Linked DNA regions of Homo sapiens: region 2 is linked to region 1. Evidence: chromatin contacts called from ENCODE Hi-C data. All regions are on one chromosome and are shown on one strand. The core of a region is the stretch at or near the end of the contact, and the rest is flanking DNA. Distances in the headings are between cores, read along the strand shown. Region 1 overlaps UBAC2 (UBA domain containing 2). Region 2 overlaps TM9SF2 (transmembrane 9 superfamily member 2).

Evidence for each region. Hi-C counts contacts between places; a loop is a spot of excess contacts on that map. Pooled maps may share reads with other maps.
Region 2: a map of B cell shows a loop between it and region 1 (3-fold over the local background). The contact joins two enhancer-like sites. A Hi-C loop is called at or near these places in 1 of 168 maps with a recorded cell type or tissue (B cell), 17 of 37 single-sample maps with no recorded cell type and 9 of 50 pooled maps.

The regions. Positions count from the first base shown.
Region 1 is chr13:99,277,685-99,285,338 of GRCh38, reverse strand. All of the region lies in intron 4 of UBAC2 (UBA domain containing 2), which reads right to left. Among named protein-coding and RNA genes, the nearest start is that of GPR18, 23 kb to the right of the region's middle. Within about 2 kb of position 2,663, at least 24 of the 41 ENCODE cell types and tissues checked have a DNase peak (open chromatin) inside an H3K27ac peak, as active enhancers do; they include B cell, where a contact is called at or near this core.
Region 2 is chr13:99,538,742-99,546,395 of GRCh38, reverse strand. It overlaps TM9SF2 (transmembrane 9 superfamily member 2), which reads right to left. Exons shown (of 17, transcript NM_004800.3): 7 at 6,839-6,950; 8 at 5,603-5,682; 9 at 4,729-4,837; 10 at 2,401-2,533. Among named protein-coding and RNA genes, the nearest start is that of LINC01039, 35 kb to the left of the region's middle. RefSeq lists enhancers at 1-118, 3,086-3,145 and a silencer at 3,496-3,565. Within about 2 kb of position 3,460, at least 7 of the 41 ENCODE cell types and tissues checked have a DNase peak (open chromatin) inside an H3K27ac peak, as active enhancers do; they include B cell, where a contact is called at or near this core.

The DNA of each region.
Region 1 (7,654 bases), core at 1,414-3,913:
TTCTAATAAAGTACAAAAATACTCTACCAAAGGGAGGAAGAAGAGGAGGAAGAGGAGGAGCAGGAGGAGCAGCAGCAGCAGCAGCAGCTACTTAAGACACACCACAATCGAATGCAAAAGCAAATGTAAAAGGGCATTTCCAAGCTAATAGGATAAATGTGGAAACAGTAGTTTCAGTAGTAAATAATATTACAGAATTATGAATAATTTTGTTAGGTAAGGTAACATTATGGTTATATAAGAAATGCCATTTTAGAGCTTTCTGAAATATGAAATATGATATTATGATGTCTGGAAATTGCTTCAAAATACTTTTAAAATGCCAGGGAATGGAAAGAGGATAGCAAAAATGTTAATTACTGAATCTGGGTAATAGGGCTCATTTTATTCTCTCTGCTTGTGTCACTGAAATTTTTCATGAAAAAGTTATAAAATGTTATTCCAAGAGAAATACGAAAACTACACATTATTTTCATCTACTGCTTCACCTTCACAAACTTTAATTTTCCAGCAGCCTTAGAATATGTATCGTTTTCTGTAAGTCCTGGCTTACAGTCTTCAAAAATGCCAAGGTCGCCCAAGACAGACTGAGGAACAGTCCGGATTAAACAGTAAGGGGATGTACCAATGAAATGCAACATGTAATACTGAACCAGACGATGGACTAGAATTTTGATTTTCCTTTTTGCCATAAAGGACATTATTTGGACAATTGCCAGATGTGAATAAAGTAATACATACTCATGGTATTTTGGAGTCAAAGGGACATTATGTCTACAACTTGCTTTCAAATGATTCAGAAAAAATACTGTGTAGAGAGAAAATGATAACAGCAAATGCGGAAAATGTTAATAACGGGGGCATCTGGTTTTAGGGTATATGGGAGTTCTTTGTTTTATCCTTGCAACTTTTCTATAAACCAGAACTATTTTAAAATTTTCAAAAAGTATAAAACATAAGTGGCAGCATTTGGTAGCTACTGAAAAGAAACAGCAGTTTCTTCAGTCTATTAAATGAAAATACAAGTAATAGCTAAATAACTGGAGTGTCATATAGTGCTTCTTCAGGCCCCATTCATGGGGGCACTTCCCCCCAATTGGAACTTTTTTTCTTTGCATTGTGTGTTTATTTGTACTTCTTATTTTAGCAGCAAAGTTTGAATACAATCATATAAGTTGTCTTTGGACATTTACATTGCTAAAGTTGAAATACACAGCCTCAGTCTGGCAAGTTAAAATGCTCAAGTTGCTTCCTGCTATAGTGACCATTAACTAGACTGTTTTACCTTTAAAAATAAAGTGGCATTGGCCAGGCGTGGTGGCTCACGCCTGTTATCCCAGCACTTTGGGAGGCCAAGGCAGACAGATCACGAGGTCAGGAGTTTGAGACCAGCCTGACCTACATGGTGAAACACCGTCTCTATTAAAAATACAAAAATTAGCTGGGCGTGGTGGCACACGCCTGTAATTTCAGCTACTCAGGAGGCTGAGGCAGGAGAATAGCTTGAACCCGGGAGGCAGAGGCTGCAGTGAGCCGAGATAGCACCACTGCACTCTGGCCTGGGTAAAAGAGCAAGACTCAGTCTCAAAAAAAAAAAAAAAAAAAAAAAAAAAAAAAAAAAAAAAGGTGGCATTAAGGCATTAAGGAAATGTCTGAGCCACAATTCAGACAGGCATGAGTTTCCATCCAGGCTTGCCACTTAAGTAGCCGTCACTTAGTGACTCAATCCTCAGACCCTCAGCTTTCTCATGTAGAACACAGCAATAGCAACATCTACTCTTGCAAGTCTGCTTGTGGCTATTCATTTAAATCTGGCTATTCATTTAAATCAGGAACATATGTCAAACAAGGCTCTACGGTACAAAATTGTTCAATATAAATTTATTAAGATTTCTTAAGAGAAAGGGTAAATCCTGCTGTCAAAAAAAAATCTCCAAATGGAATGCGTAATGTTAACATTTCATAATGTTACTCCATATTTTTCCTTCATATTGTCACTGATATTAACAAACCTATCCTTGGTATTGTCATTTATTTATACAGCAAATAATTATCAAGTGTCTCTATGAACCAGCTGCTATTCTACACACTGGAATAACAGCTGAAAACCACACAGACCAAGTTGCTCTCTGAATCCTACATCCTAGAAGCCAATATTAAACATTAAGTAAGTAAACAAAATAATTTTAGGAGAGAGAACTGTAAAGTGTTGATTCTAGCTCTGGTGTACCCATGACTGATTATTTGCCTTCCTAAATATTCTCTGAGCTACTTTAATAAATTCCCTTTCTGCTGAATCAGCCAGAATTCATTCTATTACTTCAACTAACAATCCAGCCAAAACAGGGATGCCTATTCTCTTGTAACTGACAAAGCCTTTTTCCTTTAGTTCAGATAACAAAAGCACATTAGATTTCAAGCACATTAGATATTTCAGAACTCAACACATAACATATACCAAAAAATCCAACCCTAAGACAGGTATGAGATTATTTTTGTGTGCTGTATATTTTGCTATAGTTACCAAGACATGGTTAGCATTTTGAATTTTTTTTCTTAGAACAATACAATGATCTAAATCTAAAATCTTTCACAAGGTGCAACTTTCCAGTGATAAACAAGAACAGGAAGTGAATCTTGAATACAACCAGACTTCAAGTTCCCTTCACTATTAAAGTATCTCCTTTGCTGTCTGTTACCTGAGTCTCACTTAACCAGCGTTAAACTTCCATCATTCTAGCCCAACAGTTATAAATATCTTTATTTCTTTTTGAACAAAACATATTTCCTATTAGACTGGAAATTTTGACACACTCAAATGTTTGAAGTCCCAAGAGGAAGACAGCTAAAATAAAAGGAATTGAGCAGCAAAGCAACTCAGAAAAGCAGAAATGAAAACAGATGTTAAACCTCTTTAAAACAAATTTTTACTAATAGCCTCAACCAAAGCTATTTCAGTCAACTACTAGAAATATTCTACCTAGTCAAAAGTTCTCAACAAGCTTCCTAGGTCATGAGCTCCTCAAGGGTGTGGGCTAACTCTTTCCAGGGTTCTATCTACCACCCAGCATCATGCATGTCATGACTCTCCATCATGGGTGATTTTGCCCCCCAAGTGTCATTTGGCATTATCTGGAGACATTTTTAGTTGTCATGACTGGGGTAAGACTGGGGAAAGGAGGTTTTGCTAACAGCATACACTGGGTGGAGGCCAGTGATGCTGCCAGCCACCCTGCAGTGCACGGGACCGCCCCCACCGCAAAGGGTTATGCAACTAAAATGTCAAAAGTGCTGAGGGTGAGGAAACTCTAGCTTAGGTCAATGATGCCACTGCCCTTCATGTTCAAATACAAAATCACTTATCATGTGGCTTCATGTAGACTTCTGGCAACAGCTTACACGCCCTTTTAAACTGGATACATTAGGTCTGCTCCCTGGTAAGACACTCTGGCCACTGAGACCGCAGTTTGAAATTCCTGCAGTGTTAAAAGCCTGAGTCTCCTTTCACAATTAGCCAGCAATCCATAAGGTAAGTACCTCTGCACGCCACTTTGATTCAGAAGGCACAGATCTTCAAACATTACTAAAATCTTGTTAAAATGATTGGCAATCTCAGTTCCTAATCAGTCCTCAGGCAATGTCAAGACATAAGTGAGACAAGAAAAGCCTCTTCCTCTTGTTATGTATCTTCTAACATCATGATTTTTCTTTTATCAATTTATAGAAAATAGCGCTGAAGGTTTCTGAGCCTGTTTCCTCAAAGTAGATGCGAGTTCTCACCTTCCAGGGCTGTTCTAAGGAGAGAAAGTGGCACACCTGCAGAGTGTCTGGGATGAGCCTGGCGTGTGCTTGCTGACTACCAAGGTGACATAGTACCAAGTACAATGCCGGACACATGGTATCCAACACCCAAATACTGAACTGAGCCCAAAGTGTGAGAACTTTTTGGTTGAGAAAGGAGATATCTTGTGAATATAAGAATGAATGGATTATATGCTTCTCTCTTAGGTAAGATGCTGGAAATGATTTTATAAGTCCACATTTCAATCCTTAAAAAAAAAAATCACTGAACCCAAATGTGAAATTCAACTTTTATACTTTTTTGTTGTTGCTGTTGTTTTTTTTTGTTTTGTTTTGTTTTGTTTTTTTTGAGATGGAGTCTCGCTCTGTCACCCAGGCTGGAGTACCATGGTGTGATCTCATCTCACTGCAACCTCCTCTGCCTCCTGGGTTCAAGCTATTCTCCTGCCTCAGCCTCCCAAGTAGCTGGGATTACAGGTGCCCGCCAACACACCTGGCTTATTTTTGTATTTTTAGCAGAGATGGAGTTTCACTATGTTGGCCACGCTGGTCTCAAACTCCTGACCTCAAGTGATCTGCCTGCCTCGGCCTCCCAAAGTGATGGGATTACAGGCGTGAGCCACCACGCCCAGCCTACATTTTTCTCTTAAGTAACAGATTTGAGGTAGCTTACTGAGTGAGAAAGAGAGAGAGAGAGAGAGAGAGAGGGAAAGAAGAAGGAAGGAAGAAGGGAGGGAAGGAAGAAAGGAAAAAGGACATTAGCAGAGACACAATAATTTAGTGCAAAAAAATAACTGAAGCAACTAGCATGTGGCAGACCGATCCCAGTCAGCTTTCTTTGTCCCTTTGGTATTAAAGAACACTCTTCACTACTCCATGCTGAGGGAGCTGTAAGAGAGAGTAAGATCCTGCTCTTTCAAAAGCATCCAGTTGAGAGAGTGGTCAATTAGGTAAATAATTACCATCTCAAGTAATGAATGTTTCACATAACTTACAAGCACAAAGTTAACTGGGAGCAAGAAGGAAGGAGAGGTTAATTCCAACTCTGGCTGGAGCAGGGTTTCGTGGAGCAGAGCTACCCAAGGGGACACTTGAAGTTCTCCTTGTTTTCTTGGTAGAAGTTTGTCAAGCAAAGGGGAGAAGGGATGTTGTAACCACAATTGTCGTAATAAATGAATCCAGAGAAATCTGTAATGATGTATGCGTGACAGGCAGTAGTGAGTAATGCAATTTAGCTGACATGCAGAGTACAAGGAAGGAATGACAGAAAATGAGGCTGGGAAGATTGGCTGGAGCTCTGAGGTGTGTCACAAGCAAGTTAAACTTTATAAAACAGCAGGAGGAAGCCATAGGAGATTTCTCAAGGTGTAAAGGAATAAGACCAGATCTCCTTTGTAGATAAAATTAGGGGAGTGGGGCAGTGCAGATGATGGCATTGAGATGGTGACAGGGAGAACAGTTAGGAGGCTACAGCAATAGTCCAAACCAAAGGAGATGAAATCAAAAGATCAAATACTTTTCATTAATCTATTTGCTCTATCAATCCATCCATCTCACAGTTGTGTCCACTATGTGGGAGCCACTATGCTAACCAAGTGCTATCAACTGAATGTTTCTGTCCTCTCCAAATTCACATGTTAAAATCCTAACCCCCAGTGTGATGCTCTTAGGAGGTGGGGCTTTTGAGTGGTGATTAGGTCATGAGGGTAGAGTCTTCACAAATAGGATTAGTGCCCTTATAAAAGGGAACCCATTGAACTCTCTGCTTTCTGCCATGTGAGGACACCACGAAAAGACAGCCCCAAACACCAAATCTGCCAGTGCCTTGATCCTGGACTTCTCAGCCTCCAGAACTGTGAGAAATAAATTTCGGTTGTTTATAAGTCACACAGTCTAGGGCATTTTGTTAGAGGAGCCTGAACAGGCTAAGGCAGTGAGGCATCATTAGTGAGACAAACTAACACAGTCTCCTCCTGGCACAAAGTCTGTATTCTAGTGGAGGTGGCAGGTATCAAATCATTTGTTACATCTTATTTACTATCTATAGTGATGAGTGCTATAAGAAAGAAAAATGTTCTAAGAAAGCATATCACAAGAGACTGTGACCTAGTCTGAGGGTGGGGGTAGTCAAAGACAGCTTCTGCAAAAAATTACCTTTAAGCTTCTCTTGAAACACTTGAATGGTGGCAGTTTATTCTCTCACATCCTTCATTCTAGATACAAATTTTGATCAACTTTTTATTAGTCAACTTTGCTCTGTGCAATCACATTCAAGCATTTAAGTATTTATTTACTAAAATCCCCGGTAGGGCTAACCAAACCAGTAGGTACTGTTGGGAGGGGAAGAGGAGTGGGGATCAGTGCAAAAGCAGGGGAGATAAAGGGGTAAGAAAAGGGGGAAAAGGAGAAAAGAGGTGGCAAGCCGAGAGGGAGGTGGGAAAAGGAAGGAGAAAGGGAACAGCTTAAAATCCAAAGGCTTTGGCTACACAACAGCAGACTAAAGTCTACTTTTCTCAGTATAAATACTGAGTAACTCATGAAGGAAAGTCAACATTCACACACATTTGTTATAATCAATACTCAGAAATATAATTCTCTGCAAACTGATGATCATGAGGAACCATAAGCCTGACAGTTTCTGTTGCTTTACCTTGACTTGGAGGCATGGCGGTTTTAGATTCAAGTGATGTAGGTTAAAATTTCAACTGAGTTATATGTTCCTGGACAGATTTCTTAGTCTCTCTAAAAATGTTTTCGTACCAGTAAAACAGATATAACCCTATCAACAAAGTTTATTTTTTAAATAGGAATTAAAGGAGAGAAGATATCTAAAATATCTATCCATTCAACTTATCTAATCTATTATTCCAAACATGTTAATGTGATCGCTTCAAATTTGGAGATCCAGGTAGTCCTATTTTTAGGTTGAGAAATATCACTTTTTTTCACTTTTAAAGACACTGATCATTTTTCAAGCTATGATGATTATTTATATGTTGGCTATTTAGCCCAAATTCAAAGCAGAGACACAATAATTTAGAAAGCTAACTGTCACTTATTGCTAACTTTGCCCACAATACCCACTTCCCTTAAAAATACTCCAACGGTTGCAATTCGAGATGACCACAGATGATTGTAGGTGTGCTGCTACTCTCTGACTAGCCCTCACCTCCAGACAGGCAATCCCTTCACGCGCCCGAGAAAGTGAATACCACTGCCTGGTACCAACTCTATTGCCACATGTATTAATAATGTGGTAACAGTTAATTAATAATAGCATAGCCCAAATGAAAGCCACACACAGGACTACAAATTTAAGAAAAATATTACATAAAATACCTATAATGGATTCTTTTAAATAGGTCTAAATAACCAAATTAATCCACAGAATAATGTTGGTGTCACCATCACAGCTATTTCTTAGCTTCCGAAATTATCTGTGCCTAGTCCTGGAAAGCTTTATCCTGTGCAATGCAAGAGGCAGAACTGGAAAACATGGAGAAGGTAAGACCTGTGCCCTACATTAATCTGCTCATCGAGAACAGCAGGAAAGGCCCTTCTATGGGGAGACCATGAGGAAATTTATCCTGCAGAAACTGGGTATCTGCAGATATTAGAAGAACGTTATGTTCCTACAGATGGATCCCGAGACTAAGCAAGTTCCCTCTTGCTCATTTACCACCACCCACCTCCAGATTAGAGGCTTGATGAGGCTTGCGGGTGGTGACAGAGGGGATGGGGCAAGAGTGCCTGAAATACTCAAAGCCCCAGTAAGTAGGCCCAGAAAGTGAGACAATAGAGCACAGTGATTACAAGGCCTATTTTATTTCAAGTAAGAGAGTGATGCTGGAGG
Region 2 (7,654 bases), core at 2,211-4,710, 260 kb before region 1:
TCTTCCCTATGTAAGCCTTCCTACTAATGAGAATTAAAATGCTATATTATATTCATAGAAATTCCCAGCTTTAAGCTGGGGCTCAGAAGTTATAAGGTGCTCAGAATCCCAAGGTGAGTAGGATACTGCTGAGAACTGAGTTTCAGGAGGCTCAGCAAGAAAATCCCCATTGTTTCCCCCCCTATTGTTTCCCCTAAAACGTGCATGACCAAGCACGTATGTGAGCAAGCACGCGCACACACCTCTGACAAGCACCAGAGTCATGATGAGCAGGAAACACATCAGGGTAGCTTTAGAAGATGTACAAGATTTCAGCTAAAATGCAACCCCTTTCTCCTCCTCGACCTGAAAAATGGACTGCCCTTCGGCAGAAAGTTCCTATTTGAGGACTTAAGGAAAATTATTCCCATCGTATTCTATCCTAGACTCTCTGAAACTTTCCTTCCTTAAAAGTTCACTTTTCTAGCTGACCGCAATAAAAACCAGAGCATCGCAGAAGACAGCTCCTAATAAGATTTGAAAGCAGGAGTTGGCTGGGTGTGGTAGCTCACGCCTGTAACCCCAGCACTTTGGGAGGCCGAGGCGGGCGGATCACGAGGTTGAGAGATTGAGACCATCCTGGACAACATGGTGAAACCGTGTCTCTACCAAAAATACAAAAATCAGCCAGGCGTGGTGGCAGGCGCCTGTAATCCCAGCTACTCAGGAGGCTGAGGCAGAAGAATCACTTGGACCTAGGAGGTGGAGGTTTCAGTAAGCCAAGATCACGCCACTGAACTCCAGCCTGGTGACAGAGCGAGGCTCCGTCTCAAAAAAAAAAAGAAAGAAAGAAAGCAGAAGTTTATCTTCAAACATTCATTCTGCTCTAAGTCTAGTTTGGCTCTCTGTCACCCAGTGCCTTCACCCTACCACCCTCTGTCCAAACCTTTTTTATGACACCTTTTCCTGACCTATTCTCTTTAGTATGACTTAACTTCTCTTTAGTATGATATAGTTACAAATTCTAGCTCTACCTATCAAAATTGTATCTCCTTAAGTTGTTAGTAGATTAAAAAAAAAAGATATCCTAGTCAGTCTTCAAACTGAACCTGAAGGTGTGAGTTTGGTTCCCAAACTTATTCAGTGCCAGACATTTGAAAATGATACTGCTCTTTGCAAAGCATTTATATAATTAATTTTATCATAAAAATTTGGAACAACTTTACTAACAAAAATAACTGTGGTATTATGTATTTAATATGTAATCAAACATAAAAAATAAATGTTTACTAAAAAATTATTAAAGGTTAGTTTCTGAATTCTCCCAGTATATTCATTTGTTGCTATTTATCAGTAGCAGGCATCAATAAAGTAAAATACATTAAATAAAGGTAAAATTTAGAAAATTCTATTCATAAACCTTTTTTATCTTCCAATTAAGGAAACTGGAAGACAGTGGAATTAACATATACCCAGAGGTAGTTTCAGAACAATCCCTGTGGCTATCAATACCTCTAAGGAACATTTATTTAAAAAAAAAAATTGTCCTAGTTGGCAAAAATTTAAATACAATTTCTGAAGTCGCTGAGGTAGCTCAAAGAAGAGAATCTTTTTATGGAGGAAGGAAGGTCTTTCCTACACACTCGCTTTCCCTAGAGGAGAGAGATCCTGCTTCCCAAATCCTCCCCAGATGAGAAGGATCTACACAGTGCTTCCTGCCCCATCCCTTCTTTTCCCACCCTCCTCCCTCCGTGGAAGCCAAGAATATCCTGGAACCCTAACCAGACTGTGCCTGCCCACGATGCCTGGGTAAAAGAGACCCTAAATGGTCCCAGTTCTGGGCTGTTTAGACTCAGATGCTGATGGTCTTAAGGACCTGTTCATCTCCAGCCCAGTGCCTCCCTGACAAAGGCTTGGTCTAGGAAGAGCTGAAGGGAGAAACCAAGAGTCAGTCTTTGGGTGCAACTAAACCTGCCCCAAGTCACTTAGATTTTGAGAACCTAAAGGATGCTCAGAAATAATCTGGCTTACCTACCCACTTAGAAAAACTGTGGTGTTTTTTGTTTTTTTTTTTGAGATGGAGTCTTGCACTGTCACCCAGGCTGGAGTGCAGTGGCGCAATCTCAGTTCACTACAACCTCCGCCTCCCAGGTTCAAGCTACTGCCTCAGCCCCACAAGTAGCTGGGATTACAGGCACCTGCCACCATGCCCAGTTTTTGTATTTTTAGTAGAAAGACGGGGTTTCACTATATTGGCCAGTCTGGTCTCAAACTCCTGACCTTGTCATCCACCCGCCTTGGCCTCCCAAAGTGCTAGGATTACAGGCATGAGCCACCATGCCCGGCCAGAAAAACTGGTTTTTAAGCAATTACTGTATTTAGAAAGTATTTTCTACTTGAAAATTTTCAGTTAACACTTACATAGAGTCACAAAGGTCATAATTAAAATCTGTGTCCCGGATCCTAGAAAGACTGATAGCAGCATCCCTTTTCTTGGAGGACGGAATATATCACCATGAACAAGTTTCCAGCCAAATTCTTCCTGGGCATCTTCCTAAAAGGGGAATGAAATCAGTTCGATTGTCTCATGGTATCAACAAGACAACTATAGACAGTTTGTTCACTGTTGAATATGCTGTTACAGAAAACAGGTTTTTTTTAAACTTAAAAATGTTAGTACCTATTTCAATTTTGAAGAATACAGCTTGACTCATGGAGCTTAATATGGCTTTGCTGAACTGTCTTATATGTCAGTTTCTTAAATTTATGACATTAAGGTCTACAAATATACTTATTGAGAAACTTTACAAAGACAATGTGATTGCTACCTAATTCTACTCTAAGTCAAGCTTTGTGATCTGACTTGATGACGATTTTTAGTCACATTCTATCCTCTTCATCCTACTCTTAATGATCTCCACAATAAGCAAATGGCATTAGCTCTCATATTCTAGCTACTTTGCTAATACAGTAAGCATGGATGTAAACATTCATTGAGCACCAACTATAAGCTCGGCTCTGTTTAAAACACCAGATACCACAGTGAGTGTAACAGAAAAATTCCTACTCTCAGGAGTACATGATCTCATTGGGAAGGCAGACAATAAACAAAATAAGTCAGGAAAGTATACTGTACATTAGATGGTAATAAGCGCTGTACAGAAAAACAGGATGTATGGGTGTGTGCAGGACAGGATGTAACATATGTGATGGCTGGGAGGGGTTCAATGGGAAGATCACATTTTGTAAAGATCGGAGGGAGGTAAGGGAACTAGCCATGTAAATGAGGGGCAGACCTTCTTAGCAGATAAAACAGTGAGCTTCGTGAAGGCTCTGAGGTGGAAACCTATGTCTGCCTGGTCTGAGGAACAGCAAGGTAGCCGGCACAGGTGCAGCAGAGTGCTGAGGTAACGTGGGGCCTTAGAAGCCACTGTAAAGCCTCTGACTCTTGCTCTGACTGAACAGAAGTCCCTGGAGGGCCGTGCTCAAGAGTGAAATGATCTGACTTCTGTTTGAGCAGTTTCACTCTGACTGCTGTGCTAAGAGATGGGAAGTAGGACAGGGTTGTGGAAGCAGAGTCACCACTGGCCTGGTTCCACATGGCAACGCTGTGCAAATTAAGATAAAACTCCATTAACAGCAATTATGTGGAACAGCCAATTATAAACAGAGTATTTTAAAATCATTTTAATATTTAATAAGACATAAAATCAATAAAAATCATAGGAAAGAGACTATAGAGTACAAACGTTAAAAGCTTATGAATATTCATATATATTTTCCCCAATCAGAACAGGTCAGAGAGGTTGGGGGACAGGAGGCTGAAGAAGCTGGGGGAAGAGAATACAATAAAAACCTGAGTTTTTTGCATTCATTCCAAATTACTGTGATTCTTGTGAAAATTCTTTTATTATGCTGCCATGAAATGAAGAGTAGAAAATGTGTAACACTGTGCAACTTAAAAAGTTTGAGACTAAAGAGGCTGGAACATGCAATTATTTTAAATATATCAAAAGGTTGAAATGATACAAATTTGTTAAGATTAATTTTAAAAAATTAACCACACAAATAAAAATTGCTTAGGAGTTATTCCATTCAACTTTGTGGTTTCACAAACAGGTATGTGTCAGGGATGGAGAAACCTTACAGAGTTGTAACTGTGCACCTACACCCCACGCTGCACCAGTCCATTCCCACACAGGAGGCTGTGAACAGGTCAGCTCCCAAGGCTGTGCTGACTCCATTTCTATTTTTTTTTTTTTTTTTTGAGACAGAGTCTTGCTCTGTTGCCAGGCTGGAGTGCAGTGGCACGATCTTGGCTCACTGCAGCCTCCGCCTCCTGGGTTCAAGCAATTCTCCTGCCTCAGCCTCCCGAGGTAGCTGGGGCTACAGGTCCCCACCACCACACCCAGCTAATTTTTGTGTTTTTAGGAGAGATGGGGTTTCACCATGTTGGTCAGGCTGGTCTTGAACTCCTGACCTCAGGTGATCCGCCCACCCCGGCCTCCCAAAGTGCTGGGATTACAGGTGTGAGCCACCGCGCCCAGCCAAGAATATTAATTCTTAAGTATCACTTTCTTATTTGAAAATGTGAATTCAAGATAACTTTTGAGAAGAATTTTTTTGTTTTTGTTTTTGTTTTTTGAAGAATGTTTTAAAAGCAGATTCTAAAGCTATTATTTTACCTTTTTGCAAAATAACAATAAACAGTGTCCTTGGCAGACTAAAGACTAAAATGTTTCCACTTACCGTAGAGTCCATCTGATTATATCTAGCAATATCTTTGTGCAGTGTCCGTAACATAATCATAGCTACCATTCCAGATAAGAAGAGAACAATGACCAGGGAATTCATAATGCTGTAGAAATAAGCACATCATGAGTAATCTGTAGCTTAATCCTAGGAACAGTAAAACTCTTTTAAAAACTGTTTATTGAGTAACATTAAAACAGTCTTGATCAAAATCAAAATGAAAGCTATCTGAAATCCAACAAATTCAATGAACTGTGTTCTTTCATGTTTCCCTCCAGTAGATAAATAACATTATATACTTATCATAATACAGTTTCATAGTCTGTTTAGAACTAGAATTTTTTGGTACATGGTCAATATTATGAAATAACTACTGTGCCCAAATCACTGCCACAACAAAGGACTGGCTTGTGCCCTCAAGAAATTTACTGAAGAACAACTTTACTCAGTAAATTAGTGAGTGTCAAAAAGATCAGACAGCAATAGGAAAAGGAGAGTTATGGCAACATGAACAACTCTAGATAAAAGTTTTGAATCATGTTTGAAGGGGATAATAATAAAGTCATAGCAACAACAGCGGCTTCTGTTTCTGAACACTCTTATGTGCCAGACAATGTCCTCAAATATTCTGTCCCATGATGTCCTTTAATCCTCACAACAATCCCATAAGGTGGGTATTTCTAGATAAAGAAACAGACGCTGAGAAATTAAGGGACCTGCTGTGACTCACAATCAGTGGCTGAAAGCCAGGATTTGAACCCAAGGCCAGACTTTTGAATAAAGTAGAGAGGATTTGAGAGTAAATGAGATGTTCAAAGGGACAGAGGGTAGAAAAGTAGAAAGCAAAAGCAGGCTAACTCTGTACTCTTACCTAAACCACTGAATGTGGGTATGAGGCATAGACTCCAGAATATAGTCCCATCTAGACGCCCATCTGATCTTATCATCTTCCTAGAGGAGATTAAAAAATCTCTTTAAGTAAACATCTGCTGACAGCACATTAAGAACAAAAAAAAATCCCATTCAAAGCTTGTCCTTCCATTGAGTCAACAACTGCAATTTCTAAATTATCTAACTTTGGTTAGTCCTGAGATTTGGAGAGTTTCAGATTTACTAAAGTCTAGGGGAAATCAGAGTAAGATTATGCAACCAAAAAAAAAAAAAAAAAAGAATTCCTAGTAATACCTACTAAAAGTATTGCTTTAAATTATAACTAGATGTTTAGATGTCAACATTTAGACCTATATGTAGGTTTTTTTTTTTTTTTTAAGAAAATAATGGAATGGAATGGAATAATTATTCTTTTCTTTATGCCGGGGGCAGCTAACCAGACCAGTCATTCCAGGCACACTGAGCTCTTAATATCTAGAAATATATACTATTTACTGCACCAGGTTTGCAAAATGAAACATTATACGGGGATATTAAACATCACAACTATATTGGATTGCCAAAAGTTTTAAAAAATAGAGTTGGAACACTGCCTAAGATTCTTGCATTTTAATGATAAACTTGCATTTTAAGAAACTTCGCTAATAAAAATACTCCCTTCAATTTTCTAAGACAATCTCCCAATCGGAAACTCTTCATTTAAAGTTCATAATTAAATCTTGATTTTAAAAATGGTGAAAAAATAAAGGTAGAATACTAAGATTCTCATAACAATGAATTTGCATTTTAAGAAACTTCGTTAATGAAAACACTCCCTTCAATTTTCTAAGACAATCTACCAATTGGAAGCTCTCCATTTAAAGTTCACACTTAAATCCTTTAAAGTACGGTGTTGATTTCCCAAATGGTTTCTGAATATATCTCTGGCATTTCCATCCCGTCCTCTAGGCCTGTTTTCTACTTTTGTCTTATATGTATCTCTTATGCTTAACACTAAATCAGGCTCAAGTCTTCAACTTCCTCTATATTCTCATTTAAACTAAGACTCAGTTACAAGAGTGATTATGTTGCTTGGTACACCGACAAACTATCCTAAAAATCAGCTCATTAATAGCTTCTTTATTTGACAAGCATAATCAGTAACATTTTAATTAGTTTAAGTAGTACAAATTTAAAATCAATTTCAGAGTTATACTAAAGATAACAACAGACTCACCTCGAAGCTAACAGAGTAAGTATAGGCAATTTTTATCTCCCCAGAAGCCTTGTTACTTATGTCCATGGGGGGCCCTGAGCAGTCTGGTTTATCTATATGGGTATGTTTGAAGCTGTGGGAAGAAACATTTTGGCAAGATGCTGATAAAGTACAACTTTTTAAAAATGAGGTAAAGGTTACAGATTTTGTACGTATTTTAAAATGCTGCTGACAAAGGTGAAATTATTCATGTCACACTTAATAGCATAAATATTTACATCATATGTGTACAAAATTATAAACATACTTTTGAAAACACTATACTTGAAGAGCATTTAAATAATCTTTTTTTTTTTCTTTTTTTTTTTTGGGACAGGGTCTTGCTCTCTTACCCAGGCCTGAGTGCGGTGGTGCCATCACAGTTCAATGCAGCCTCAAACTCCTGGGCTCAAGTGATCCTCCCACCTCAGTCTCCCAAGTAGATGGGACTACAGGTGTGTGCCACCACACCCCACGCCCAGCTAATTTTTCATTTTTTGTAGAAACAAGGTCTTGCTATGTTGCCCAGGCTGGTCTTGAACTCCTGGGCTCAAGCAATCCTACTGCCTCAGCCTCTCAAAGTGCTGGGATTACAACATGAGCCACCATGCCTGGCCTTTTTTGTTTTTTGTTTTGTTTTTGAGACAAGGTCTTGCTTTGTCACCCAGGCTGGTGTGCAGTAGTGTGATCTTGGCTCACTGCAGCTTCAAACTCCTGGGTTCAAGTGATCCTCCCACTTCAGCCTCCTACAGGCACGGGCCACAGTGCCCAGTTAATTTTTAAATTTTCTGTAGAGAC